Linked DNA regions of Mus musculus: regions 1, 2, 4, 5, 6 and 7 are each linked to region 3. Evidence: chromatin loops called from intact Hi-C (ENCODE). Cell type or tissue: left cerebral cortex. All regions are shown on one strand.

Evidence for each region. Peaks named below come from ENCODE experiments on the same cell type or tissue, not always from the same donor. Only the 100,000 strongest peaks of a DNase experiment are listed, where the experiment ranks them.
Region 1: it touches region 3 in a loop (4-fold over the local background); 8 of 42 quality-filtered maps call a loop at or near these places.
Region 2: it touches region 3 in a loop (2.9-fold over the local background); 2 of 42 quality-filtered maps call a loop at or near these places.
Region 4: a loop joins it to region 3, with 2.6 times the contacts of the local background. A loop is called at or near these places in 2 of 42 quality-filtered maps.
Region 5: it touches region 3 in a loop (3-fold over the local background); 3 of 42 quality-filtered maps call a loop at or near these places.
Region 6: it touches region 3 in a loop (3-fold over the local background); 3 of 42 quality-filtered maps call a loop at or near these places.
Region 7: it touches region 3 in a loop (3-fold over the local background); 2 of 42 quality-filtered maps call a loop at or near these places.

Annotation. Positions count from the first base shown.
Region 1 is chr4:111,307,463-111,311,462 of GRCm38, forward strand. All of the region lies in intron 5 of Agbl4 (ATP/GTP binding protein-like 4), which reads left to right. Among named protein-coding and RNA genes, the nearest start is that of Bend5, 110 kb to the right of the region's middle. In left cerebral cortex, a CTCF peak has its summit at 1,639 (motif pointing left); DNase peaks (open chromatin) are centred at 373, 867 and 1,637; H3K27ac peaks cover 1,074 bases.
Region 2 is chr4:110,209,533-110,213,532 of GRCm38, forward strand. Elavl4 (ELAV like RNA binding protein 4) reads right to left here. Exons shown (of 7, transcript NM_010488.4): 4 at 3,596-3,749; 5 at 1,894-2,119; 6 at 208-246. Among named protein-coding and RNA genes, the nearest start is that of Gm33070, 59 kb to the left of the region's middle. In left cerebral cortex, a CTCF peak has its summit at 1,701; DNase peaks (open chromatin) are centred at 1,763 and 2,830; H3K27ac peaks cover 1,546 bases.
Region 3 is chr4:110,048,594-110,052,593 of GRCm38, forward strand. No RefSeq gene overlaps it. Among named protein-coding and RNA genes, the nearest start is that of Dmrta2os, 71 kb to the left of the region's middle. In left cerebral cortex, CTCF peaks have their summits at 1,921 (motif pointing right) and 2,481 (motif pointing right); DNase peaks (open chromatin) are centred at 1,992 and 2,467; H3K4me3 peaks cover 987 bases; H3K27ac peaks cover 1,501 bases.
Region 4 is chr4:110,217,011-110,221,010 of GRCm38, forward strand. All of the region lies in intron 3 of Elavl4 (ELAV like RNA binding protein 4), which reads right to left. Among named protein-coding and RNA genes, the nearest start is that of Gm33070, 66 kb to the left of the region's middle. In left cerebral cortex, no CTCF peak of the experiment used is centred here; a DNase peak (open chromatin) is centred at 2,038; H3K27ac peaks cover 2,821 bases.
Region 5 is chr4:111,686,041-111,690,040 of GRCm38, forward strand. No RefSeq gene overlaps it. Among named protein-coding and RNA genes, the nearest start is that of Spata6, 32 kb to the right of the region's middle. In left cerebral cortex, CTCF peaks have their summits at 1,237 and 1,801 (motif pointing right); DNase peaks (open chromatin) are centred at 1,205 and 1,796; H3K4me3 peaks cover 489 bases.
Region 6 is chr4:111,643,616-111,647,615 of GRCm38, forward strand. All of the region lies in intron 11 of Agbl4 (ATP/GTP binding protein-like 4), which reads left to right. Among named protein-coding and RNA genes, the nearest start is that of Spata6, 74 kb to the right of the region's middle. In left cerebral cortex, a CTCF peak has its summit at 2,368 (motif pointing left); DNase peaks (open chromatin) are centred at 1,732 and 2,343.
Region 7 is chr4:110,126,856-110,130,855 of GRCm38, forward strand. No RefSeq gene overlaps it. Among named protein-coding and RNA genes, the nearest start is that of Gm33070, 24 kb to the right of the region's middle. In left cerebral cortex, a CTCF peak has its summit at 2,239 (motif pointing right); a DNase peak (open chromatin) is centred at 2,253.

The DNA of each region.
Region 1 (4,000 bases), 1.3 Mb after region 3:
TTTTCCGGTTTATTCCACTAGTTATCTAACAAGTGCTGAGCAGAAAGACATAGCAACTCTAACGAACTAGAACAAAGGAAAGATTTAAGCCCCTTACCATCAGATCTCCAGCTGTGTGCACATCTATAGTAGCTTCCAATTCTGTTTACGTATTAATTTATTAAAAAATATCTCTTGGGTATTTATTTTGCGCTGTGCTCTGTGATTAGATGCTGAGACCACAATGTGAGTGGGACACAATTGTCACTTTCAAGGAGCTCAGTCAAGTGAGGGGAAAAACAACAACAGGCAATCATAGGATGTTAGCAAACGTGCTGTGGGGGATAGCAGGGAAATCGTCCCAGAGCTCAGGAAAGGCTGACAGATGGAGAGAGTCTTGTATTACCTCATAATCTTGGCATTTCATAAGTACTTCAGTCTATAGATGGTAGTAACCATGAACATCTGAGCTTTAGAAAATGAGTAGGAAGCAGCCAACTAAAAAAGAAGTGTAGCTGAATGTTTAGGACTAAGGGACTAGCACATAAGATGGAAGAAAGAACGGCGGGGATACACTCATACCTCTGCTGGGGGTGGGGGACAATTAGAAGCTAAACTAAACAAACCTTGTAAGCCATTATCAAATGCTGTATGAATGTTCCCTTAAAATTAAAATAAGCAAAATAAAATCATCCTTGTGATCACCTGTCCACAAAAACATCATTTAAGAAACTATTTTTACAAGTACTAAGAGAGGCAGCACAGATATATTAGTCCCTGCTTTTAGCATAATAATAAGAAAAATTCAAAGAAGAAAGGAAAAGGTGACCTGGATTCCCCAAGTCCCAAGCAAAGCGATATAGAGAGATGGACTTGTACTTGGAAAAGGGAGGGACAAGTAAGTCTAAGCTTGGTACTTGCAGCCCAGTACTCAGCAGATTCCCACCTCCACCATCCCTAGACTTGTACCTGCAGCCAAGGGAGTGCCTCCACTAGCCCTTCCGCTCTTTGTGCCTTACAGCAATGAGAAATACCATAGACTTGACAAAGTAGGATACAGAAGTAAGCATGAGATGTGTCTTTGAGCACAGTGCTATCTGGTTGAACTCTAAGAGGAGTTACCAATGACTGTACCCTCACACCGATGCCTAACTTTTCTACCAGGTAGAGCCTGGAACCCTATTCAGACTTTTATCCTGCAGTGGCCTTAGCCCACAAGTCCACCATTATAGCAGTAAGACCACAGGAGTGTGGTCCTTGGTCCTGTCCCTGTGCTATACTACTCAGATTGGGTTCTAAGCTCTGGTGCAGCCTGGCATTGTGATGTTGATGGCCCTGGATATGCCTGCCTAGCTTACCACTGATCACAGGCAGTGTCCAGCTGGAGAAAAGGAGAATGGCATCACATCATTGCATAGGAACCTAGGGCTGGCATTTTACTGCCTATGAAGTTTGTCCATGCAGAACCTCAGAGTGCCTGACTGTAGGGTGGTATTTATGGATGAAGTCTGTGGGCCTACCTGAGCCCCAAGTAGAGGCTCGCTAGGACAGGATAGCCTTTTTTGGCTATTTTAAAACAATAACCTATTTCCTAACAACATAGCAGCTGTGAAGAGGGCACAGACTTGGAACTGTGGAGCCCTCTAGTGCTAAAATAGTGACAACACATCAGCCAGAACTCACAGCAAACCTAAGCTTAGCTCACCACCTAGTGCTAATATAGTGGCAGAAACTTGGCTTACCATTTCTGGAAGGGAAAACGCAAAGCCAAATTGGGAGGAGTCTGAATAGTCAATGTCATATGCCAACAACCTCCAAAAACTTTCAGGGATATAAAGTTAATTGTTGTATTTCATCTGTTTCATGGATGTTTTTGCTTTTCGTGGTGGCTAAATGCATTAAAGGTATTCGACACTTAAAGTATAAAATTTAACGTGACATTGGACAGCTTCCATTCCAAATGGTTATTCTAACTAAATAGAAGTTCACTGGGTTGTACAGACTTCAGCTCTGGGTAATTTGGACATGTGATTGGGGTGCTTTTATTTATTGTGATTTTACTTAAAAATTTGGTAAACACTAAAAAAAAAAAAAATCCTTTGGAGCAGTTAATACTATACCTAGAACACTAAAAAAAAAAAAAAAATCCTTTGGAGCAGTTAATACTATACCTAGGAAGAAAATAAAATGCCAGAAACGGGCCATGCTGTATCAACTGATCTGTGCAATTCTCAGGACAAGAATTTAAACATATGCTGTCAAGAGACTCAATGAACACCTTAAAGACACAGAGAAGAAATTGAGTACTTCATCAGTGGAAGTGAATTTATTCTGTAATCAAGCAGATCTTTGCACTGAAAAGCACACTAAACAAAATGAAAAGTGTAGTAGAAGTCATAACTAGCAAAACAAAACAAGAGAAGACTGGGTGAGCTTGGAGACAGCCTATTGGAAAAGCCACATGGGAATAAGTGTCTGTGGAGTGCCCAACCGCAAATGGGACTGCCATCACACACCACTGTCCCACAAGGCTCAAGGACTATTGCAGAAGACAAGAGTGAGGACTTGTATCTTTTGGATTCATCCGACAGCTGCACAAATGAGCTCACAACGGCTGTGGCAGACTGCAGGAGATCAAGCCAGTAAAGATTTTACATGGGGGAAATGGAGAAAGTGAGGGAAAAGAAACTCCTAGTTGATGACTTCTGGGAATTGAAGACTCAGTTTTCTTTGAGGTGTGGCCCCTGGTCGTTGGACCACTCTCTGATGGATGGCCCTACACCCGTGAGTATTTGAGCAGAAATAATGGAACTCAGTGGTGGGAGATGAGGGAGGGAGGGAGCAGGTAGGGAAGGGGTTGATGGATCTAGGAGGAGTTAGGTGGAGGAGTGCAGAATAAATATGATCAAAATGTATTGTAGACATTCTACAATGTATGAAATTCTCAATGAATTAATATAGTTTAAAGAAAAAAACAAAAGAAATAAAAAGGGTGAAGCAGAACAAAAATTAAAAAACATTATGGGAATGTTGGCGAGTATTACAAGAGAAAATACTCAGCTTGTTGGTATTCAAGAAAGACTGGAGAATGCCCAAAGCTTCATTTTGAAAGCTTCTTCAAAATGACAGAAAAATCTAGAGAAGGCTATAAACATCCATGTGCTGTAAAGTCAAATATCAGCATCTGGATTCAAATCAGCCATGAATATACCCAAAGTACACTGAAATTAATCCTTAGAGAGAGGAGCTCAAAGTGACAACAAAATTGACGCACATACACATGAACTGTGCTCATACACTCTCATAAGAAACCTCTTAGGACAGGTATAAGGAGGTCAAGGCCTGCTGTAACCTGACAAAGAACCTAGGTATCATGAAAGACAAGTCTTTGAGAGCCTCCTGGAGCTCCTTCCCTTCCTACAGCCTCTAAAGTTTTCAGGCTTCTACCTTCCAGCCAGGCCAACTGGACTGAAGAATCTCTGAAGAGGAGGACAACCCACTCAAGCCAGTTGCCAAGCATTCCCCCTCCAGCACACCCCTTATTCTTTCTGTTCATCCCTTCATGAGAATCCTAACATTCCTAGATCACATTGAGAATCCTAACATTCCTAGATCACGTTGTATATTCTGATTCCTCCTGGGTTGATGCAGACCCATTGTGGGGAGGTATTTGCTTTAAGGACATCCTACCATACCTGCCCTTTCCTCATCGTACTGCCAACTTGTAACTTGGGTGGTGACTGTGCTTTTGTGTTTACTTCTAAGTGTACGTGGAATGCTGTGGGAGGGACACCCTGAACCAGATGGTTACCTCCCTCTTCCTTTTGTCTTGGCCCCACTTGTGGAAACAGAACCAGTGAGTGACCTCCCATATAATAGCAATGAAATAAAATGTTCTAAAGAACACAGAACATTCTTCAGGATAGAATGTGTCAGTGCACAAATCAAGTCTTGCCAATTTTTTTAAGTTGAAAGCACATTGAGTATCTTCTGTGATCAAAGTTCAATAAAACTAGAAAAA
Region 2 (4,000 bases), 160 kb after region 3:
AAAAGAAAAAGAAAAAGAAATACATTTTTGTGTGCCCCAAAAGAAACAAAATTAACCGAGGTCCAAAAGTAAAATTAAGAATTTGACATGCTGGTGGAAGAAAAAAACAAGAATTAAAAAAAAAATAAAGTTAGTGAATTAAAAAAAAAAATCTAGCCCCAGTCTGTGCCAACACGGACATCTGGCAATCTGTGGAGTTTTAATTACCTCTTTACGCCATAGGCCATATTAAGCAAATTGTCCAGCCTGCAAAGAGAAGGAGGGTCTCTGGGTTAATGCCTCGCAGATGGCAAGATCACTCAATGGAACTATTAATAAGAATGCTCCATTTTCAAAGAAGAAAAGCTTGACAACTTTCCCCACTGCTCAGGAGACTCTCCACGGGCAGTTCTCTCTTTCTCTTGTTTCCAATGGCAAGTAATTCATGTCCAGGTCAAAGCTAGAGTCCAAAGCAGGTGTCTAACGAGCCCTGTTTTCTTTCAAGGTCTGAATTAATTCAACATCTCCCTACCCCAGAAAATTTGTCCAAATTTCCTTTCATGCTATCTGTGAAACTGTTAAAGCTGGTGATGGTCTTACATTGTTTATCTAAGAACTAAGCTGGTGAGCAGAGGTATCTGTTGCAGGTTAACAACACATCATCATGGACTTCACGTAGGAAACAGACCTTTGCTGTTAGTCTGGCTGCTTTTACTAAATCTGGCCACACACACAGTTTGGAAGGCAGGGAGTTTTTGCAAGCTAAGATTTAAAAGCAAACAAACAAACAAAAAACAACCGCCCCCCAAAACAAACAGACAACCCCTCCCAAACGGCTTACTATTCACAGTCCCAAAGCACCTCCCAGCAAAATGTCATTATGTGATAATCTTCCTCCAATGCACTACCTTACTTGGGGACAAGCTATTCACACTATGGGGCAGTAGTAACCATAGTTTCCACCATCAGCAGCCTGCTGGAAAGGCTCTTTTACATAAATACTACATGCGAGTTCACATAAAATAGAAATTACATGGCTCGGGCCCTTTATGAAATTATTAACCATTTCAGAGTCATGGGGCACAGGAGGACACACGAAGAGGCCAATTTCTTTCCTCACTCTAGCCAGATGAATGGTTACTATTACAGAGAGAAGGACCTATTTTCTCACGTGAGGTTTGACAGCAAGAAAAGCCTTTCATTAAAGGGAAGTTGCTACATGGGCAGAATAAAGTAATTGCTTAGAATTTACTAAGGGGAGGTCAAGTCCGTGCATCTCCCCTGCACAACAGAGGCTGGTTAGAGTCTAACTGCTGGCCTGGGTAAAACCTGCCTTTCAGGCAACTTGTCCATTGCACCAGGGACTTGCTGGTGTTGGGTCTCCAAAGAAACACTAGTAAGGTATGGATGAATCTTCCTTTTCTTCTTCCCAGGGCATGTGACTTAAGAGAGTCAAGTCAATATTAAAGAGAGTCTCTCCTTTCCTGGACTCCAACAGAATTACTTAGGAAAAGAGGTGAGAGCAAGCCACGCCTGGCAAGGATCTGCCTTTGGGTCTACCCTGCCTTAAGTCTGAGCTGCTGCCTATGGCAACATCTTAATGATGAGCTCCACTGAAACAGACTCTTCTTGTCTAGCTACATTCAGAGATTTTGTTTCTACTAGTGAATCTCGAGTTTAATTCACAGTCACAGTGACAGGCCGGCAGAGGGCTAGGAAGTGCATTTTGTCTGATTGCTTGCTTTTGTAGAAGTAGAAATTGATGCTCTGAGTAATCACCACACATGAGGGCTTGGGCGGGGCACATATGCCTTGTTCTGTCCTTCAGAGCTATGGGCTCCCTGGCCCTTGCGTCATTCCACACTGGTGTCTGTGTGGTGGGTAGTGGGCTCCGTCCTCTGTGGGCATGCCTACCTGAATCTTTGAGCCTGGTGGTGGAGAGGGCCAGGGTATCGCCTGTTGGGGGACTGGTACAGCTGGGAGAGCAGGGCCTGGCTGGACTTCTGGCTGGGGTTGTTGGCAAACTTCACAGTAATCGGTTCTGTAGCACCGCTGGGCTTCTGGCCATTCAGTCCTTTGATGGCTTCTTCTGCCTCAATCCTCTTATCAAAGCGGATGAATCCCACCCCTCTAGAGACCCCTGGGGAAAGAAAAAGAACATTTGTAAAGAGTGAACAAATGTAATCACTGGGAAGTGCCCTGTGGATATTTTGCCTTGACTCAGGCCACCTGCAAGGCCCGCTTCCTGAATCTGTCACTCAGCAAAAGGCTTGGGTGCACTTCTGCCGGCATTGCTCTGGGCAGATGTCTCCAATGCAGAGAGCATAGGGCTGTATCCCTCCAGGCCTTCACAGCTGCCCTGCCCAGTCCCTATTCACCTTTAGTTATTGTCAATAGCCACACAAAACTACCAAGTTCTGCAGAATGCCTTATAGACCACATAACTGGAACTGTCATTGATCTGAAAAGCACCCTCTGACCACACACTGCACCCTGTAGGTACATAGTCTGTGCTTTTCTGAACTTTTTGGATGGAGCATTTTATCCCTGACTCTCATTCTTTGTTGTCTTAAACAGGAACAAAGAAAACCTACAAATGTCCTTTCCCTGGGTCTTTGCTACATGCAGATAAAATCCAGACTTTTGGGGGTAGCAATCGTTGCTTTTGGCAATCTGGCTTCAAATCTCCTATTGAAATGCACACAGGCCATACTGACCCTCATTGAACAAGCCATACTCATTCTCAACATTCTACCTTCTGCCTTCAGCCTGCTCTATCCCTTCCTTTTTGCCAGGAAACTGCATCACTCTCCATAAGCTCTGTTCCAAAATTACCTCTGCCATGGAGACTTTCCAACGACTACAACCAGCTACAGTACACCTTTTTCTGAGCTCTCTTGGGAAACTGCACAGTCCCTGGCAAGTATCTGCCATATTGGAGTCATGTGAAAGCAGGCTCTCTGTCTCCTTTATCCTTGGTTCGGAGCGTCTCTCTCTCTCTGCACAGTGTTTGAGGCAGAATCAACACCAATGGGAGATGGCAGCATGAATCAAATAGGAAGCATCTCAAATTGGCATCAAATCAGGCATAGTCAAGACACTGTAATGGACAGTGCAGCTCAAGTTACCTTACATCTCTTCCTGAGACGCTGGTTGGGTTTCTTTCTTATGGACAAAGAACCCTGGCACTAGAACCTTGGTCCATACCTCTGCATTGTTGATGAGCCAGTGGGAAATCTGACTCCCTACTTCAGCTGATTACTGATGTGTAGAATAAGGGAGCTTGAAGTTCCTTCTAGTTCTACATCACTATGGTCTGGAGCTAGAGCTGTACATATAGTTAGTTTCACACACTGGCTGGAGGCTGAGAGAAACTTTGAAGGCCACAGAATCCCACTCCCGACTTGACACTCAAATCTTCCTTTACAACTCTGCCAAGTAGTTTAGCTGTGGAGACTCTGGCTTCTCAAGAAGGCCCATTCTGGTAGTCTATGTACAAGCGTTAGAAACCTGCCTGTTCGAGTTATAAACCCTCACCTTCAACAACCATGAGCCTACTTCTGTAAGTAAGAGGGCATAGATGTACAGGGACACCAACGACAAGGAAACACTTAACCTGTGACTTGATCAACCAGGATGCGTGAGGTGATGATGCGACCGTATTGAGAGAAAAGCTGCTCCAGCTCCTTCTGGGTCATGGTCTTGGGAAGGCCACTAACATACAGGTTAGCATCCCTGATCGAGGCCGAGCTTGGGCGGGCGTAGGACACCTAGGAGAAGGCGAGAGATGCTAAATGCAGGAAAGGCACTCATCCTCCGGGAGGAGACTGGGGTAACAACCAAGATGACAGTCCCTTGTCTGTCCCGGGGACCTATGGCTCTTGTATAAGAATAAGAACAGGAGAACAACAAGAGATGAACAAAAGAAGAGTTGTTGATAGAACTTAAAACAAACGCACAGATAAGGGTCTCTAAGTGCAGAACAAAATAGCTACTGTATGGCAGCTGTTAAATGCAGAAC
Region 3 (4,000 bases):
TTGTTTTTGAGTAGGGTCTAGAAGTTTCTATGTAGATTAGGCTGGCTTCCAACTTACAGTGATCCTCCTGCCTCAGTGCACAAATTTCAACAGAGTAGCCTCATTTGTCAGGGGAAGGATGATGGAGTTCATTTGCTCCTCTGCTCCTCTTGCCCAGGGAACCTCTCTTTGAGGCTGACGGTGGCTTGCCTACCTCTGGTCCTCTGCTGTGGATTGAAATCCATGACTCTGGTGTGGTTCATTTGGTCTGACCTTCTGAGACTTTATTCTGGGCCTTTGGCTTTCAAAGGATAAATATTCCTTCTTGGCTTTTTGGGAGGAAAGGGTGTTGGGTCTCAGGCTGTAGCCTAGGCTTCCAGCTACCAGCATTCTTTTTGACTCAATGTCCTGAGTGGTTGGGACACAGTGGTGTGAAGCACAACACATGCATCTTAGTGGGTTTGAGGAGTGGTTCTCTACCCATCTCTGGAACTAGTAACTCCAAACCAAATAGCAAGTGATGTGGCCTTAGAGCAGAACTTAATGAATTCATGGGTAGAGGCAATTCTCTGTCTCCTGGCAGGCATTAGTTGCCTGCAGTTCTTTGTCTAGGGCTGGAGTCCTGTAGAACTTTCCATGTTAATGGATATTGCCACTGTTCCAGTCTGTCTATACAGCTATGTCTAGGAGACATTGTTCCACAGCATACTGCCTGGTATCTTTCCACCCCCTCTTCCTAGATGTTCCCTGAGCAGTAGATATGCGAGCTTTGATGGAGATGCATCTGTTGGGGGCTGGGATCCCCACGATCTGTTGACCTCTGCGTTGCATCCATTTGTGGGTTTCCAAGATGGTCTCCATTTGCTATTCCGAGAGTACCTGGGATGAGCTAGAAGGAGGAAGATGTGTGTGTGTGTGTGTGTGTGTGTGTGTGTGTGTGTGTAACTGACATAGTTCTAATAACATTAAAAACATAATAAAAGAAAGAATTTGTGAGAAGGCAAAGTGTGGTGAACGGCTGCCCTAGGGGCCCCTTCCCCATCCCATCTCACCTCTGCCTGGCCAGCATCCCCAGAAACAACTGTTCTGCCTTCCTCTCCCAGGGTGGAGGTGTTCCTACCCTCTTGGTGATGTGCCTGCACTTGCTGCAAGGGGGTGGCCTTCCAACAGGACTACCTGGCACCTTGAATCCTGAGTCCTACAATGGTAGGCCTGGATGCTCACTACTGAAGCCAAGTTGCCAAGTCAGTATCTGGCACACAGAGGGCATAGCAGCAGATATTTTGTGCTCATCTCAATTAAAGACACAGTCGAAAGCATCTTGCGTTCCTCCCTCCACTCTAAATACTTTGCACGCATCAGCCCAGAGAGTCTCCAGGACTCTGGGGTCTTGGGGTCTAACAACTGGGGTCTTGGTAGCATCCCAGCCTATTGTGACAAGTAAAAGCAGGGATTCAGAAGGCTTGTACCTTCGTCTTTGTGTGACTTACTTCTTGTGTGGCATTTCTGTTCCTCACTGTTACCTGGTAACTACCTACTTCATAGAATGGCTATGTAGTTAATTAATTCGCAGGCACTAAGTGTCTGTGAATTATCTATTATCAGCTTAACTTATAGCAGCAAAAGTTGAGACAGAATTTTAGTAATTTGATGAAACTCAAAGAATCTAAGAGAGACAAAGTTGGTACTCAGAGCCAGATAGTTGGACTCCTGGGGTCTTGCTTGTTAATCTCAACACTGCTGAGCTTGCTAAAACCTACGTGAAGACCTGGCTTTTTCTAGGAAGCTCTGCAGGGCTCTCTCTTCCTTTGAAAAACGAAGCTGAAAAGATTGTTAGGTTTCTTTTCGTCCTGCTGCTCTCTAAGGAGATTTTTCTCCATGTAAATACAGAGCGTGGCTCTCTAACCTGTGGGCTGGATCCACAGGGGGTCTCTCAGGCCTAGGGGCTGGTCCCCGGTGTAGTGACTCATTTTGCCGGTAGAGGTCAGTCATGGCCACGGTTGAAGTATTTGATAAGCACGAGGAACATAGGCCACACTGGGGGAGTCAAAGACCCTTGGAGGTGATATGCCCATAGACTAGACCAAGGTCAAGGTCATCCAGGGGGTTCCGGGCTATGAGGCAAAGACCTTTCATTTTTCTTCCCTTGTTTCTGGAGCATACACTCTTAAGAGGGCAGTTTGAAGGGCGCTAGAAATCATGAGATCCAGGGCTCTGGGAGGGTGTGGATGCCAGTGTCCTACACATGCTACACATGCTTTGAGATCTTCGGGTGTTTGTCACCATCTTTAGCCGCAGCACTGGTCCTCTGAAGGGGTCTGGCTGAACGACACATTTTGCAGTTGTGGGGAAGATACCTCTTTTGTCACTGTCTGCCCTGGTTCACAGGCGGCCAGGGGGTGGTCCCAGCCCCTGTGCGAGGCAGGGGCCAGGGAGGAGCATGTCAGGGTCCATTCCCGGAGCGTTTGGGGCCAGCTGGAAGCTCAGAGCTCGATGACCTGCAGGGGGCGCTGCTGCACTGCGCGAGGCTTCCCTGCGTGTCCTCCCAAGGACAGAGGGCGGACGGCGGTCGGCGGCGGTCGGCGCAGGGCAGTGGCCCAGCGAACTCAGGCCGCGCCCACACTCACGCTGCGGGCCGAGGTCGGCGACACGGTCTGAGGAATCGAGGGACAGGGCACGCTGTCCGACACCCTGGCTGGCCTTTAACCGATCTCCAATTGTTTCGACCGGTGCGGGAACGCAGAGGGGGTGGGGGCCGAGCTAGCGCTGGTAGTCTGGGCTTCACCTGTGACCTTGAGAGGTCATGGTCCCTCCTGGCCTTTTATTTCTTTCTCCTGCGACGGGAATTCTTGAAGGTGCCTATGAGATAGATACTGCACGTGAAAATGCTTCAGGAAATGCAAAGCCCAAGCAGGAAGGCTTTCATTGAGTGATTGTCATCCCTGCCTCGCCCAATCCATCCGCTCAGTTGCAACCATTTTAGCCGTTTTTTCACCCTTGTTTTCTGTTTTTTTTTTTTTCCCTACATACTTCAAAATAACATGCTTAGACTGCTATTTCCTAATTTACCAACATTAAACATTATCTATTGTCTTCCTGCTGGAGTAAGTAAGGAATTAGCTGCTCTGCAGGCCCAGCCTACCCAGGGTATCTGGTGCACTATTATTAGGTAACTCAATGATCAGCATTTCTAGCAAGAAAATGTAGCTTTTTGTCTTCCCCAAAGCTCTATCAGAATTACTCCACAACAACCCTGCCAGGGTTTACAAAGTCTCCCCCTTTATAGGAAGGGGTTCCCCTCCCGGCAGTCCCGTGGGTTTCTTCCGGACTTTTTTCTTGTGTCCTTGATTTTTGGTTCTCTCTCTGGGCCCCTTCCCCCCTCCCTGCCGCCTCCACCCCCTGGTTCCGCAGTGGGGCAGGAGCCGGGAATTCTAGTCTGTGGATTTATTTGTCTTCTGCCTGGATGATTGATGGTTGAAATCATTCCCCTGCAGGACAGGATGCTCTGCCCGGCTCTCCTCTTGCACACTTAGAGCTGAGGCAGAGAGGCTGCGTGCCTTCAGAGTCATGTTCCCTTTTGTGTATAACCTCTCTTGACACCCGAGGACATCATTTATGTTCGGAATTGGACAATGCATATAGTTTGATGGCTTCTGTCATTATGTGTCTGGTCCTGAGTGGCCCCTCTTCAATATAAATACACACACGTCTCCTTCAGTTCTGTGAGACTTTTTTTTTTTCCTTTCATAATCTTTCTGCTTGCTTCCTGAAGCTCCCAAGTCTGTCTCTGGCCTCTAGGATTGATCTCTTGGCTTCCTTTGTCTTCCGTTTCCCTTCACCTTGGCTTTCAATGTCTACTCCAATTTATCCCTTGAATTTTTGTCCTAGTGACTTCTGACTATCACATCCCAGTTTTCTAAGAACTCTGATTATTTTGTTCTTCTCAACCCCATCCAACACCGTCACAGCCTCTTTATCTTTCTGGAGATGTTCCTGATTCTCCCTCCGTCTTCTCCACTTT
Region 4 (4,000 bases), 170 kb after region 3:
TTTCTGAGAACAGGAAGTTCACATCTACATGAAGATCCTACACTACCCCTGGACACCACTGGCTGCTGCAAAGCTCTTCTTTGAGGCCCCAGGAACATCCTTACCGTTCTTATGAGCCTCCATCCTTGACGGGTGCTAGTTAGAATGTTAGGGAACTGCGTTTTGAAATGTTACTCCAAAGTGTATGCTTATGTTACTTTAACTGAAATAGAGATCCCAGTAGAGAATAGGAAAAAAAAAGATATAGAGATTAGGAACAGCTTTGGTATTGGTGAAATTTAGATATGATTTCTGTTCCCTTTCCAGATGTGTGACTTTGTACCTGAGAGGTATCTCTTGAGTAACATAGCTCAGAAGTTCTCTAAAAGAGCCACTTGCATGTAAGATTCCTAGGCACAAAGACTGGCCCAAAGTAAGTGCTCAATAAACCTTGGCTTTGACATGGTTGCTATGTAAACAGGCTTTATTCTAGACACTGGGGAGCAGAAATGTGTACAACAGTCCCTGACATGCGGGACTGCTAGTCTAGCAGAGGAGACATGCACAGCTTCCTTCATTATTTGAAGATCAAGCTACAGATTTTCCCCCAGCCTGTTGTAACACCCTATTCTCTGAGTGAATACAAACTCCCCAGAGCAGGCAGGTCCCCAGGGAACGTTCACTCTAAAGAATCCAGGAGAATGGCAGCAGGGAGCAGACTCTGGGGCTGCCGGGCTTTTATGAGCAAGTCCTCCCAGGGACCTGTGCTCCCACCTGTGGGAGCAGGGAGAACAGAAAGCAGCCAGCTGGCTCCTGGAGACCACAGTTTTGACTGTGAGACTGGTTCACCTCTGTGTCCGTGGACTCAGCCCTCCCCACAAACAGGCCAGGTGTCTGCTTTTGTGGCTTTATCCTTTATGTTCCACACCTGCCACCTGATACAGACCATTCTTAAAAAAAAAAATCTTGGGGTTAAGGCCTCAAGGCAACATCTCGGGTGCAGTTTGATCCCATAACATTTTTCCCCCTGCTTAGAACTCCCCAGCGTGTCTTAAACACCTTGTGATAGAAGTCCGAATGCTTTACCTAGGCATTCAGAGCATCTGGCCCTGGCAGCTGGCCCAACCTCATCTCCTGCTGACCTCCACATGCACCCTATGCTTCAGTTCAGACAAAAACTCAGTCCCAGGTTTCTGGATACGTATTGAAAGTTTCTACCTCCACGCCTTTGTTCTTTGTGTTTGATTATCCTCGTGGCAAAATGAATTCCCGATTCCCTTCTAGGCCTAGCCATGTTCTCCACGAGGTCCAGGTATACATGGCGATTCTTTTCATGACTGCTACAGAAGTGTCTGTCTCCATGGTCACAGCTATCACGCCCTATCCCCCATCACAGTCACCTGTCCCTAACAGCTCACCTCCTCCATCAGGTTGCACATCACAGTTATCCTGACATACTCACTTCCCTTCAAAGCTTTGCTAGGGCAGGAGCCCAACTGAAACTAAATGTCTAACTCACTTTAGTGAGTGGGTTTCATATGCTTTAACAGGAGCTGATGCAAATGGAAAGAATCATATAGTTGGGGAATATCTAAGGGTATCATTAGTGTATCTGAGACACAGCAGGCCTACAGTAGTAGCTGATACACAAGAGGCCCAGAATGTCTTTTTAGGAAAGTTGTGATGATAGATTCATGTGCCTTGAAAGTTCTTCTTCTTTTTTTTTTTTAATTTATTTTTTAAAATCTATCAGACTGGGGTGGAGCTTAGCCATTAAAGGCTAGGATCACAACCAGAAAAAAAAAAAGCATTTGACCGTCAAAGGTGCACCCTTAGTATGAGACTCTTTATGTTTGACTGGGTCCTCTAAGTGGACGAGATGTTAAAGAGGCTTCTTGTCGTGGTTAGGGGAAGAATACATGCCAGGCGTGCTACAGCTTCCTCTCCGCTAACTTGCAGCTCCTGCCTCCTGCTTCATGGAAGACTGGTAGGAGTGTTGAAGCCATCTGGAAACTCCACACTACTTCCTACCATACAGGACTTCTGACTTTGCTGTCTGTGCCTTAGTGAGAGTCACAGCCACTCTCTTTGAATGCATCTCCAGAACGGCTGGGATAGAAAAAGAGATCTGCCCACTCTTGCTCTGAGCCTCTGTCACTCACCTCAGGGCTACACCTACTCATCTTTATCCCTGAGAGCATCTGTTGAGCACTTGCTGCAAGCCATGATTGCCTACACATGAAACATCATTATTTCCATCTTCTGGATGTTAGATTCTGGTGCAGTGAGATTAAGTACTTTGCCAAGGTCATGCAGCTAAACGAAGACAAACTTGAATGTGACTCAAAGTTCTGGGATCTTTCCACTGGGCCACACCAACCTGGACAGTGAAATAAAAGCTACATTCTTGGCACAAACTGTCACTGTTCTTGGGAAGGTACCAAGCTGGAATGGCCGTGCTGTAATATTTTATTAGACTATTAGATCTGGAAAGAACCATCTTCCAGAGAGGACATAGACTTGCAGAAGGAAAGTGGTGCCCAAGGTCATCCCATATAGTTTTATAGGAGAGCTGGGGCTTCACTATCTTAAGAGTTCTTTTGAGTGGAGAAAAAGGGGAAACTCAAGGAGGGCTATGTGCTCTCTGCTCCTTAACAGACAAGCCACCTTACCCCCAGCCTCATGAGTACTATGTAGAACTGTCTCTTTAATCCTCAGGGCCAGAGATGTCCTAGACCAACACCACTTCACCCAACTTTCTGGGCTCAGGAAGACATTTGATGCCCATAATGTCTGATGATAGCTACTACTGCCACACAGTTACTGAGTCCTCCCAACATCTGAATGTGACTAGGGAATTTAACTACTTAATTAACTCTATGTGGAGCTAGTGGCTACTACATTGAATTGAGCAGTTCCAGGCCCAGAAACAATGCTGAGTTGTAGCATCTCAGAGCTAAGAGGGCATACAGGCTCATTTAGTCAGGATTCACGCCGTGGGATCATCCAGAAGGGACGGGTTCCATTTGAATGGCTCTGATGATAAAGGGCTCTGTGCTATTCTGTGTTTCCTATTCTGTACTGATAGCTATGCAGGTTTTCTCCTCAGCTATTTTAAATAAAAGGTTGAAATAATGCCCTAGCCTCACTGCAAATTTTCCCCCCAGGAGAATGGAACAGTAGCCTTTCAGGGTAGATATGTGGGCACACAACCCGCTATCTATCTTTGTTATCCACCTTCAGACAACATTCAAATGTCAGGACTCTTTAAAACAGGGGGATGAAAAATGGAATACAGGATACCAGGAAGACTTGGGTCAAGGAGGCCCACCCTTTTCTCTAATGTAGAGATATAACCCTATCGCAGTCCCCGGCTGTGTAGATGTGTGGTTATTTTGAGGGGCTCACATGACCCCATTGCTTCTTTTGCATTTACAAATGCCCTCAAACCCCACCTAAGCCTTTCTGAAAACTTGAATGTGCTTCCAACTTGTACCTGGCCAGTTTTCTTTTGTCATCCAGACCCAGGACCCAGAGAATGATCTTCAAGATGCTGGGATGGTATCAAGTTCAGTGGTCTGAGAAGACAGAACCATTTCTATTTCCAACCCCCTATATCCCTATATCTGTATGTATTCAAAATAAGTCATTCAAAGGAAGTTAATGGGGCACCTGAAATTAGAGGAGCCAAATGCATTCTCCCACTAAAGAGCAACAGAGGTGGGTACTGGGGGTTGGCTGGTCCAACTGGGCATCTCCAGTTTCAATGGCATATCTTTAGTCTTTTTGTTGGGGATTCAGTGACCCAGCACCTTGGCTGACCTTGGCAGCCAAGGGCTCCTGCACTCTGAGATACAGCTTTGATGGGAGATGGTAGTGCCTTTTTGTCATGAACAAGATAGAAGGAGGCAGGCTATTATTTCTGGGTGGGGTGATATCCGTCAGCAAAAAATGATCTGCTAACTCTCTGGGAAGCATTAAGAACCGTGATAGGAGAAATAATTGCTTATGCCGAGTGCAA
Region 5 (4,000 bases), 1.6 Mb after region 3:
CCAAATGTTCTCTTCTTCTGATGTTCTGAACAGCCCACCCCTTCATTCTTGCTGCCTGCCAGGTGCAGATCAACTAGGAACCCTTTGCCCCAGTTGTGTGTTGGGCAGGCTGCAAAGCTTGTTTATTAGTGAAATGCATCTGATCAGAGAGGCCTGCCTGACAAGTTCATTACATATCAATTTAATTAGCTGATTTACATTTAATTTACATTTCAATTAATGTCTTTAGCAACAAAATGCTGCCTTAATAGGGTAATTGCCTGTTAGGCAATATGTAAAAGAATAAATAGTCGCATTCTGAGGAAGAATTCCTATTTTCAATTTTTTATTACCATAAATAACTGAAATAATTATTGCTCTTAAGGGCCACGTCCTCTTTTCCTTCTGGGCCTAATTATAAAGACTTAGTACCTCATTAAGCAAAATGGTTTTGGAGTCACAGAAAAACATTACTCTGATCGTGACTCATTAGTTTCAACAAAAGAGGGGGAAACTGTGATGGTAGGCACATTTGGGGGGAGTGGGGCTCATGTCCTTCCTGAACCATCCCAAAGTGACTGCACAGGTGTGCTTGCACCTCCTGGGGTGTTGGTTGGAGGGCGATTCACAACAGTCTGCTCCAAGTATTTCTAAAGACAAGAGACTCAGGACCTCTTGAGGCAGATGGTACAAACTGCTAGGTTTTTGTTTTTTGTTTCTTCCTTGCATAACATAAACTCTGTCCCTCTCCTTAAGACAGTTGTGGCCAATTCCTACTAGAAAAGAAGTTTTCCAGAGGTATAATAATAGCATTGTCCTAAGAGAAGCCAGCTGGCAGCTATGCTTGAGTGTGACACAGGGCTAGAAGAGATCTGACACCTTCAGAAGGAAGGTCAAATTATCTAAAAGTGGGAAGATTGAAGCGGTCTTGGAAATTCAACAGGAAAGCTGGCAAACCCGGGGGATACACTAAGGGAAGTGCAGGGTAAATTTGGCTGTGTGGTCCAACAGGGTCAAAGGACAAATGAGGCTGGCCTTGAGAGTTCGCTCGGTGTCTTCCAGGAAGCTGAATTCCCGAACACATGTGAGAAAGTAAATACTGAAAATGTATGAGCCTTGGAGCGGGAGCTATTTAGGCTCCTGCTGTCCTCCCCAAGTCTCGGCAAATCTCACTAGTCTCTCCTCAGCACAGTTTCAAACCTCCCCTTTCTTTTGAGTTCTGCAGTGGTGCTGTCCACAGCTCAGCACAGTGCCACCGCGTGGAATCAAGATGCAACAGCAGGAGAGATACACCGATGTCCTTTTGGATTTCATTTAGTTAATCAAATCAATGTAATGCCGACTCAAAAAAGGGAAAAAGAAAAAGAAAAAGAAAAGAAAGAAGAAAAAGAAAAACAAAGAAAAAAGAAAGAAAGGAAGGAAGAAAAAGAAGAAAGAAGGAAGACAGTGGGCTGCCAGGAAGTTGCTGCAATGAGGAGTAAGAGAAAGATGACTTTGTTATTTAACTAAAAAACGGGAATATGTTTTTCCTGTAATATTTTGGCAGCATTCGCATCAATAAGCCTCAGCATCTAGCTCTCTTCCAGTTCAGAACCAGCTAGTCCATGGCAGCGCTTAGTAAAGAAAGGAACACGTAGTCCACATTCCTTCTTCCTAAATGTTATTTCTAAGATTCCTTTTCACATTTCCCCACCACCACCCTGAGGATGAGGTTTTCAGATCCACAAACACCTTTCCCATTGCCTCTGGAAGCTATCAGGCGCCACAATCTGAAAGAGGGAAAGCAGCAGGATGGCAGCAGTCTCTGTCCCCAGCAGGGGGCGCTCAAAACTTATGCTCTGGCTACCACGTTTCTCCTCTAAGCTCTGCCCTGGAAAAGCAGGAACTCAGCTCTCACAGACCCAACCTTTTTACTACGAAGGCATTTTGAACACTCTCTTCTACATGAAAGTCACATAAAATATATACATACTTGCATAATCAACTTTCAAAAACATATACAATATTCTAACACACTGGAGAAACAAACTAATTGTAACATGCAAGAGAATAACATGCATATCTGCATCTAAATCACATGATAGGATGGCATAAAAAGCCACAACGAAAAATCTGTAGTCTCAGCTGAGGCAGGAGGATCTCTTGAGGCAGTATTTCTTGTCCAGCCTATGCATCTATGCACACATGTAGGAACACACACAGACACAGTGGCAGAAGTTAAACAGACTTAATAAAGTAGCATAAACTTCGATCTCTTCCTCTGATTTTCAAATTGGGAGCTGCAGATGCTACTGACTCCACCAGAAATGTTGAGTGGGTGATTCACACGCGACCACAGCTGTCAGTGCTAAACTTTCTAAACTGCAGAGCAACTCTTGATAGAATTCTGAGCAAGACAATTTCTCAGTTTTGATATTGGGAAGACATCTTAAAACACGTCTTCTCTTGATTTAGAAGGAAGTAGTATTGCTGGAAAATGGTTTGATGCATCATGGAGAGAAGACTGTGGTGTGTGTGTGTGTGTGTGTGTGTGTGTGTGTGTGTGTATGTATGTATGTGTATGTGAGTGTGTGTGAGAGAGACAGATAGAGACAGACAGAGATACAGGGAGGAGAGAGGAGGAGAATGGAGAGAGAGAGAGAGAGAGAGAGAGAGAGAGAGAGAGAGAGAGAGAGAGAGAAGAGAGAAGAGAGAAGAGAGAAGAGAGAAAAGAGAAGAGAGAAGAGAGAGAGTGGAGACAGGGGACAGGGGAGGGGAAGGGGAAAGATGGAGAGCTATCCGAGCGTGTAGCCTAACTACATTACACATACTCAGATAGCTCATAAGCCAGTATTTCACCTAAGAGTGAAGAGGCAGGATTTAGGGGCACTGAATTATTCTTTACTGCATGGATTCATGGGATTACTTTGCTGAAAAAGAGATTTCAGAAGCATCATGTAATTTTATGGCCAGTATTTCCAAATGGCCCCCTCACTCCTGAAATGCCTCCAGGGTGAAATTTACTTCGTGGAATCACTTTCCTAGAACAATGTGATTTGTGTCTTTACTTTCCTCCCTTAGAGCCCCATTTCTAAGGACTTCTGTCCTGAACCTCAACTTCCTGCTTTACTCAGGCCCGTGTCCACACACTGGATGACAGGTCTTTCTGTACATTCCCAGAGGGTCCTGTCTGGACAGATTGTCTCGCTCTTTGGACCATCCAGGCTCCCTTGGGACTAGTGTTTCAGCCCTGTATCATGGCATTATACCTAGGCTCACCAGCCAAACTACTAACAGCCAGCACCTATCTATGATCCTCTGCCTTCTAGACCACTGGGAGCATACTGCCCAGATTTGGGAAAGGGGTGGAGGTAGGGCTCTCGCAGTTTCCTCTTGTCTTTTCCCTACCATTCCTGTGCTTCCAATAGAGAGGAATTCACCTGGGACACAGGCTTAGCTCAAGCAGTCAAGAGTTTAGTTAGAATAAGTACTGAGCATATGCCTCAGGAAAGGAGCCACCTGAGCAGAGCAGCAAGACCCAATCCCAGCAGGCATGGGGAGAGTTCTCCTTTCCCACGTATCTACTCCACTGCACCTCCTTCAAGAGTGGGAACTTCCCGAGGAAGGGGTGCAATTTTCTTATAAGCCCATTTTATCCAGAATTCAATCTTTTACCTGTAGATGTATAAGAGAGGTGAATCGACCCCCAGAGTTGAAAAGTTCTCTAGGGCAAAACAACAAACAAACAAACAGACAAACAAACAAATAAAATCTACTGTTCTGTATTCTTGCCTCCCCTAGCACAGGTATTTTGAAGTTGTTCTGAGCTTAGCCAGCTTGACCATGTACTTCTTTATACCCTGTTTAGAGTGTTGGCCTGGCCTAAATGAAGCAACCATCACCATCTATTGCTCTTTATATCCTGCTTTACAGCCATTGGTCAATCCCTTCCAGAGCTAATCTCTTGTTTGACTAAGGGCTGAAGAGGATGGGCAGATAAAAGCCCCGTATTCCTTGATCTTCGGGTAAGAGGTGTATATTC
Region 6 (4,000 bases), 1.6 Mb after region 3:
ATAGAAATAATTTTCTTGAAGGTACAGGCCTTTTAGCTAATCAGATAGGTTGAAGTAGTAGCCCTGCTCCTGTTGGCTGAGAGATAATCAGACAACTAACATCTCTGGACCTGTTTTTCTACACTGTGACATGGGAGTAATAATCTACCCCACTCACATGTGAGTAACAAATGAAACTTGCCCAATGCCTGGAAGAGAGGGATTGATTACAAATATTAATTATATCTCTTAAATTTCAAGTTTCAGAGAATAGAAAAAAAAGTAGAGTGGGAAAGTCTTAAAATATCAGAGCCAGGAGGATCCTAAAAATCTTAATTTTAAGCCTAACCTCCAACCTTTCTAGGGATGGAATCATTTCTAGCTTTTGTGGAGAAGATGCCCCAAAGCTGGGATAGCAGGCATTAAGTAGCCAATAATCAGCTCTTGTAATATCTTATGGCGAAACTTTGAAATAAACCCATGTCACCCCTGTTATATAAATGGAAAAACTAAAGCCGAGAAGAGGTGTGTCAGTATTATCCAATGTTAGTGCAGGCTGAGACTCACAGAACTCGACTCAGTATTTTGCCATTCCACAAATGCCTGTGAGATCTGCAGACTCAATCCCAGTCAGGAGTGAAGACACAGCAAAAGAGAGTGGTCTCCTAAAAAGATACAGCACTCTATAGCCCATCCTCAAGCAAACCCTTCAGCGGACCTTAAAGTATGAGCACAAGGTTTGGGGCGTCCACCAATCCTCAGTTACAGAATCGCTAGGACCTTGGTGTAGGCGCCCAGTCAGAAGCCATCTTTTCTGAACTGCTCTGTGACTCCTGCAGTGAATTGGGTTATCAGGCCCTTTGTGGCTTGAAATAGAGTCTACCTAGGATTCCTCCAGTACTACATGTAGCTTGATTTCACCCCCTGCATTAGATCCTTCCTAGTCCAAGCAGAGGCAGAATCTGAGAGAGGAAAGGGGTCAAAAGTGCTAAGAGGGGCTAGTGAAATGGTTCAGCTCCTAAGGGTACTTGCTGATCTTCCAGGGGACCTTAGTTTAGTTCTCAGCATGCACCCTGGGCAGCCTACAACCACCTCCAGGAGATTCAATGTCCTCTCCTGGCTTCCAGGGGCACCTGCACAAACTACACATACCCCAACACAGACACACAAAAAGAAATCTTAAATAAGGAAGTGACAAGAAGAAGCATTTTGTGGAAGATGGTGATATATTCAGTGATCTACACCTATAGGTCCAGAGCATAAGTTCTTGACATTTGGAAGGATTATTTTGTCTGCAGTATCAAAGGGTACAGAAACTGGCCCTAGGCAGAAACTCGTGACCCAGGGGATCAGGTAGTGCATCTGAGCTGAAAACTTTTTAGAAATTAGTATCAGTCCCTCTTTTGATTTTATTTCTTAGAAAACTGACATGCACAGAGGAGACTTGACCTGCATGAGTCAAGCTTCAGCAAATAAAGCCAGACAGGAGAGAAGCCAGGTTCCTTCCATGTTCCTCAGGCTTCTCACCCCTCTCTTCCCTGCCCCTCTCCCTTCCCCAATGCTGCTGCACAGACATTGACATTGGTCTTTAGTCTTAATTCAACTAGTATCAGTTGAAACTTCTAAAAATACCCGTGAGACAAGCAGTGCCTGAGCATCTCTCAAAGCAACAGAGCCCCTCAGGCTGGGTTGGCACCGCAGCCCCAGACATCCCTGGACCAGGGCCCAGCTGGGCAGCCACAGTGGATTTAGGGAGCCAAATTTACAGTCAATTTTCTAGTCAATTGGGAAAAAGGAAACACTGCTGGGAAGTGGCTGGTGCTTGGAGTAGAAGCAAGGCATGTCAGAATGTTGGAACAGGAGGGCATAGATAATGTCCAACTAGAGTGAGAAGTGGGTCTCAAATAGACAGATGAACAATAAATACTAGGAGCCCAGGCGAATAGAGAAGGGACAGGTATCAAAGAGATTGAGCAATGCTGGAGCTGGAAGGAGGCCCCCTCTGCAAAGACAAAGTTACAAGGACTGAGCTAGCATTCCTACAGGGCTATCTCATGTGGCACAGCATGTAACAGTCCACTCAGGAACCAGTTGTCCCAGCTCGAGAAGCTAAGGTTCTGCACAGGGAAGCTGTTGCTCACTTCTCCCGTTTCACTTGTAGCTTGTCCACAAGATAAGATATTCTGCAGCCCGTAAGCCAGTGATTCTTACCCAGGAGTTAGGCTACCCCCACCCCCAAACACCTACACACACACACACACACACACACACACACACACACACACACAATCACACACACATCCACTGGAGAATCCTGGGTAATATTTAAGGACAGCTTTGGTTTTCACAATGAGTGAGCACTGCTGACATCTAGTGGGAGAGGCCAGGGATGTTGCTGAACACCTTACCATGTTCAGGACAGTCCCACAGCACAGAAGCATCCAGCTTCAAGTGTCAGTAGTGTCCGAACTGTAAGATGATCAACCCAGAGCCTTCTCTGCTTTGTTCACTCTATGTAAATATAGTCTGTAGTGTGTAAATGGTTTAGCAGGCAGGAAATGCCTGATAGATGTCAGCTAAATGAACCAGTGATTCAAGACTAGTGAATAATTCCAACCTGCCTAATGTCTTCTGAAGTCCAAAAACCTCTGCAAAGTCATGCCTGAGCTCAGATACACACCTGTTCTGGTCCAGGCAACCTCTACCTGACTTCTCTCTGCCTTTCCTAATACAGTAGCAGCAGCCACCTTCCTCCAAGTCTATTATGACTGTTCTTGTCTGCTTGGGCAAAAATGACATCTCAGGTCCCTGGACAGAACAGAGTGTGGAGGTTAGAACTAGGTCATCTGGTACAGCCTAAAGCAAATTTTATTGGAGAAGAGACTTAGGCACACAAGATGGAAACAACTTAGGGAGTCTTCTCCTGGATGTCCAGAGAGGAGACTTTTGAAAAAGGATTTCTTCAACCCCTCTTCCCCTCCTCTTTCTTCCCCTTACCCTGGAGTTCTGTGTTTCATTCTTTCTCCCTGCTTCTGTTAATAAGCCAACCATGTGATCATTATCTCTAGAGACAAATTTGAACTTGACAAAGCCCTGTTCTTAAAGAGTTCACACTCTCTTGGAAGTGGCACTTTCATAAAGTATAGTGACAAGTTAAAAAACTACTGCATGCCACAATTGAATATGTAATTTTTTTTTCAGCAGGTTATCCTTGGGTGTGGACAGCATTATCCATTTAACAGATGAGAAAACTTAAGCTTGGAGATGTAGCTTGTCCCTTGTCACACAGCTCAATACACAGAAGGATGAAAGGCTATGCTTTCTAAACCTACATTCTAAATACACACAAACTATTTTAATGGAAAGCCATGAAAGTCAGATTTGAGAATGTGGGTCTCGCCCTATAGATGTCAGAGAATCAATATAAAATTGAAGGTCAAGAAGTCACAAGATTAGGGACTGTAGGAGCAACATTCTCATCAATAATGGAAGAAACCAAAGGCCCAGAGATTATTCAGGAAGCTGAATCATGGAGACAAGGAAGTGGATGTTTCTCCTGATGCTCCCCAGAGTCTTCATCCTTGGCTCTTATTAAGCAGATGAACTCAGAGCAAATTAGTTGCTGAATAATGATGTCTAAAAACACCTACATCCCAATCCTTGGGACCCATAAGTGTTACCTTTTTCACGGAAACTGTCTACAGACATTGCTAATTAGGAGTCTGGTTGTTTGTAATGATGAGTTTACTTCCTAATGGGATTCCTAGTGTACTTTCCTCACAGTTTTTCTAGAAGTGGTTAGTCACTTTGAGCATGTGTGCTAGGCTGGGGTCTAAGGTAGCTGCTTTCTCCATAGGTCTCCTGAGAGTAGTGGTTCATGTCTGCTTGTTACACACAGCACACGTGCCATCTGGGATTAGCCCTCTGGTTTATCAGCAGTCTGTGTACCCAAAGGCCTTGGAAGTGACCAATGCTAAGGTCCATCAAAATTTCATATCCACATTGATTGTGCTATTTTTCT
Region 7 (4,000 bases), 78 kb after region 3:
TTACTTTTCTGATGGGCAGCAATGTATTACTTCAATGCTATTTCTGTGGTACTTGGTTTCCTAATTAGGTTGTACAGATAACCCTCTTTTTTTTTTTTTTAAATCAGGGTGGCTATTTTGAGGGATACACATGATGGTCCTATCACAGAGCCTGTGCATAGGAGGTGACCAAGGTATGTCAATCATTCCCTTGGTGTTTATTCTACTTCTTACACCCTGACATCTGACTTACTGAGGTTTGCACAGTAAGAGTGAGGTAGCTAGGTGCAAATCAGTAATCTTGAGGCGAGGGATCTCAGAGTCAAGGGTAGACACACTGTCTTTCCATCATGATACCATCTGAAAGAAGGAAGGAAGGTCAGACCCTCCTGTGAGGGTCACCTGGGTGTCAAACCTCAAGACAGCCTCTGAAATATGCTTTTCCACCTTGGTGTCTTTGGGAAACACACTCCACCATGGTGGCTTTCTGGACAGTTTCTTCCCAGGACTTTGGTGAGTGGCAGGTTTCTGTATTGATGCTGCCAGATGGGTCCACAGATCAACCATGCTTTTATCTGTTTGATCATCCATTGCTCATTTGCTTATTCACTGAGCCCTAATGAGATGTGCCTGCAGTAGACCCTTACAGGTGTAGACTCTGTTACTAGGTGGGGTGGGATCTGTACAATGGGCTCTCTTGTTCTTTAACTCACCTCAAATCTTCTCTGCACAAGGCACTCATTGAAAAACACAACCACTGACTGTCAAGTAACAAAACACAGAGGAGTGACCCCTCCAATATTCAGTTGTTGCCCTGGCTCTGCTGGTCCTGTCTTCAGTGTCTCTCTAGAGTTCTTCTGCTTCAGCTCTTGGAGTCATGCTCTTGGCTGGAGTTATCTTTGTAAAACATAGCTGACCTCAAGACAGCATCCCTGCCTCCCAGCCTGGCAGTGTAGATCTCTTGTAATTGGATTGTTCAGTGTGCACCCAAACACACAGCCAGTTCTTGCTCCTTGGGCTGTGTGTTCTTCCTGCTTTTCTTTTTTCTTACACAGCCAACTCTTAAAACCCAGTTCACATTCTGCTCAGCTTCAGCTTCCCAGACTCTGCAGTCACTGGCTTCAGCCCTGCAGTATTTCCCCAGTCTGGCCCTCTTCCTCTGAGGTCCAAGCATAACCTCAAGGCACAGACAGCATCTTTCCATTTCTGTGCCCTCTAACCTTAGCTCAGAGGCTGGCTCAGGCAATTCAGAGTATTTGTTGAATGAATTATGTATGACACTGTGATCTCATGGCCTCCATCAGGAAGGGACAACAGGGCCCTTTGACCTCTTGGGAGTGGGAAGTATTCTCAGCTGAATTCTCCTGGCAGACACTTTTCAACATCAAGACAGCTGCTCATTCCCTAGAGGTTCCATCTCTGCTTCTTTCCCCCACTGGTACAAGAACATTTGGCCATAAACTTTGCTGGCTGTTAGATTGCAGCCACAACCTCGAAGGGAGCTCATCCCGACAAAGCTGTGACCTAGACACTTGGCCTACTGGGAGCCTTGTGGTCTGGCCCTGCTTTCTCACAGCATCATGCCATATCGCATTGTAGTTTTCTATTATGACTCCTGCCTGACATTCTCTGCTTGCTCACACCCCTTTCTCTATGGGTTTCTCTCTGGTTCTTTTGCCCACTTTGGGGTCAATTTTCTTCTGGTCCACAGGCCTGCCTTGGGTACAACCCTACTTTCTGACACCTCTACCACTGAGTTTCCACAGTGTATTCTCATTATTAATTTTCCTTACTAGCTCATACAGGATCTTGGTTGATTCTCTTTGCTATCTTTAACATCTGGATTGTGGTTCACACTTACAACTATATGCATATAGATAAGTTGTGTTGAGACTCTTCCAGAGTTCCATAGGCCTTGTATGAATGGAGTATTCGGCGAGGGTCACGGCATAGGAGAAGATATACCCAACCCCTCGCCTTGCAAAGCAAATCAGATACACTGTCCATGAAGCAGAGTTAAGGACCCTTTTCAATGACATGGCTGTTGGTGAGAAAATGAGGTTTCAGGACTAGCTTTGCTACAGACAAACCCTGACTGCTCTTCTTGTCTGTCTATACTTGATACTTCACTTCTAAAATAGTGACCACAAGCCTTTTTGGCCTACTTATCAGAGGAGGAAGTAATAGCTCTGAAATATTTTTTGTAACCTTTAGTTATTCTGAGAAAGCTTTGCAATATAGCCCAGCAGTGCCCACTAGAGGGAGCAGCAGAGCAGTCTAGAGCCTCTGTGTTAAAGGCTGTGGAAAGGAGGTACCAACGCTGGAGTAGATTCTGGGCTTGCCCAGAAAGAGGAATACAGGGTACAGGATGTATTGTAATGAGGTCTTAGGCTCACCTCACTGCAATGATTCTTTCCAGAGTCAAATGGCACTTGGGGCTCTCTTTGAGAAGCAAACAATAAGGAAAAAACCAGCTCAATGGCCCAAGGGCAGAGACTATCTTTCTTTATCTTTAGGGAGTGAGAGGTATGAAGAGAGTGAAAGTGTAGGTTTTAGGTCTCTTTCCTTTGTGCACTGCTTCTATTTAGCTCCAGAGCCTCTATTCCAACACCCCAATGCCATTGACTATCTGGGGTAGGCCTTATAGGACACTGTTTTGTTGGGACAAACCTGTCTGTGTATATCCCCTCCATGAATGCTTGTGACCTGCAGAGTTGGCCTCACCGTTGATTAGCATCCTCTTTGCTGGGGCAGGCAGGACCAGACTGGGAGGCCAGCTGGAAGAGCACTCTATAACCCAATTTGCTGTGCTGAGAAGCCAGTCTGTCTGGCAGGAGCTAATTGGAAGCTGCTTCCTCTAAGCCTGGACCCAGGAGGGCTCTAGGCCTGGCTGGGCGGGGCCCCCTTTACTAGTCCAACATCACTTAGTGCTTTGTGGGAGCTGCTCCCAGCGGGAAAGCACTTAGCTCTGGTAATTGGCCAGGCAGGCTCATCATTAATTCATGACAAATTGTATTTCAGAGAGAGAGAGAGAGAGAGAGAGAGAGAGAGAGAGAGAGAGAGAGAGAGAGAGAGAGAGAGAGAATGAGAATTGTTTCAGGCCTTGCTTGAAGAAGCCTTGACTTGGGATGAAGGAGAGCAGGGATTCACTTAAGCTCATATTGACTTGTGTGAGATGCTTAGGGAGCCTTAGATTGCTGGTCCATGACAGGAGATAATGACTGATGGCCCTGTCTACCTTAAAGGATGGGTTTGAGGATCAAATCCAGATATGAGGCATGGATGCCCTTCACATGTTCTTTTATCAGGCTCAAGGGGATGGGGGCCATGCACATTTAATGCAATTTTGGTATGGGTATATTTCAGTCTACCATCACTTGGATAAACAGTAGTTTTATTTTTAAGAGTAAAACTGGGGCCTTGCACATGCTAGGCAAGGGCTCAGATACTGATTCTGTGCCTCTCTGGGCATGGATAGGTCCTGTTCATCTGCACTCAGTACTGGAAACCCTCCACCAGAATGTTTACTGAAATGTTTTTTTCTCCCCAGCCCTTTGTTTTATGAAATCTCTCTCTCTTTCTCTCTCTCTCTCTCTCTCTCTCTCTCTCTCTCTCTCTCTCTCTCTCTTTTGGTTTTTCGAGACAGGGTTTCTCTGTATAGCCCTGGCTGTCCTGGAGCTCACTTTGTAGACCAGGCTGGCCTCGAACTCAGAAATCCGCCTGCCTCTGCCTCCCGAGTGCTGGGATTAAAGGCGTGCGATACCACACCCGACTTTATGAAATCTCTTGAACTCTCAGTTGTGATTTCCACATTCAGAGAATTACAGGTCCAGATTTTCCCTTCTGTGCTGAGGACTAGTACTCTTAATGTGCATGTTAGGGCAATTCCAGGGTCCACTGTGCTGTTCACAGTTTCTTAAACATTGCTGTCTTTTTGTTGCCTTATGTCCTCAGTCTTTAAAACCATACTTTGCTTTAGCTGGGAAAGCAAAGCCTATTATTGCTACCATCTTGATACAAG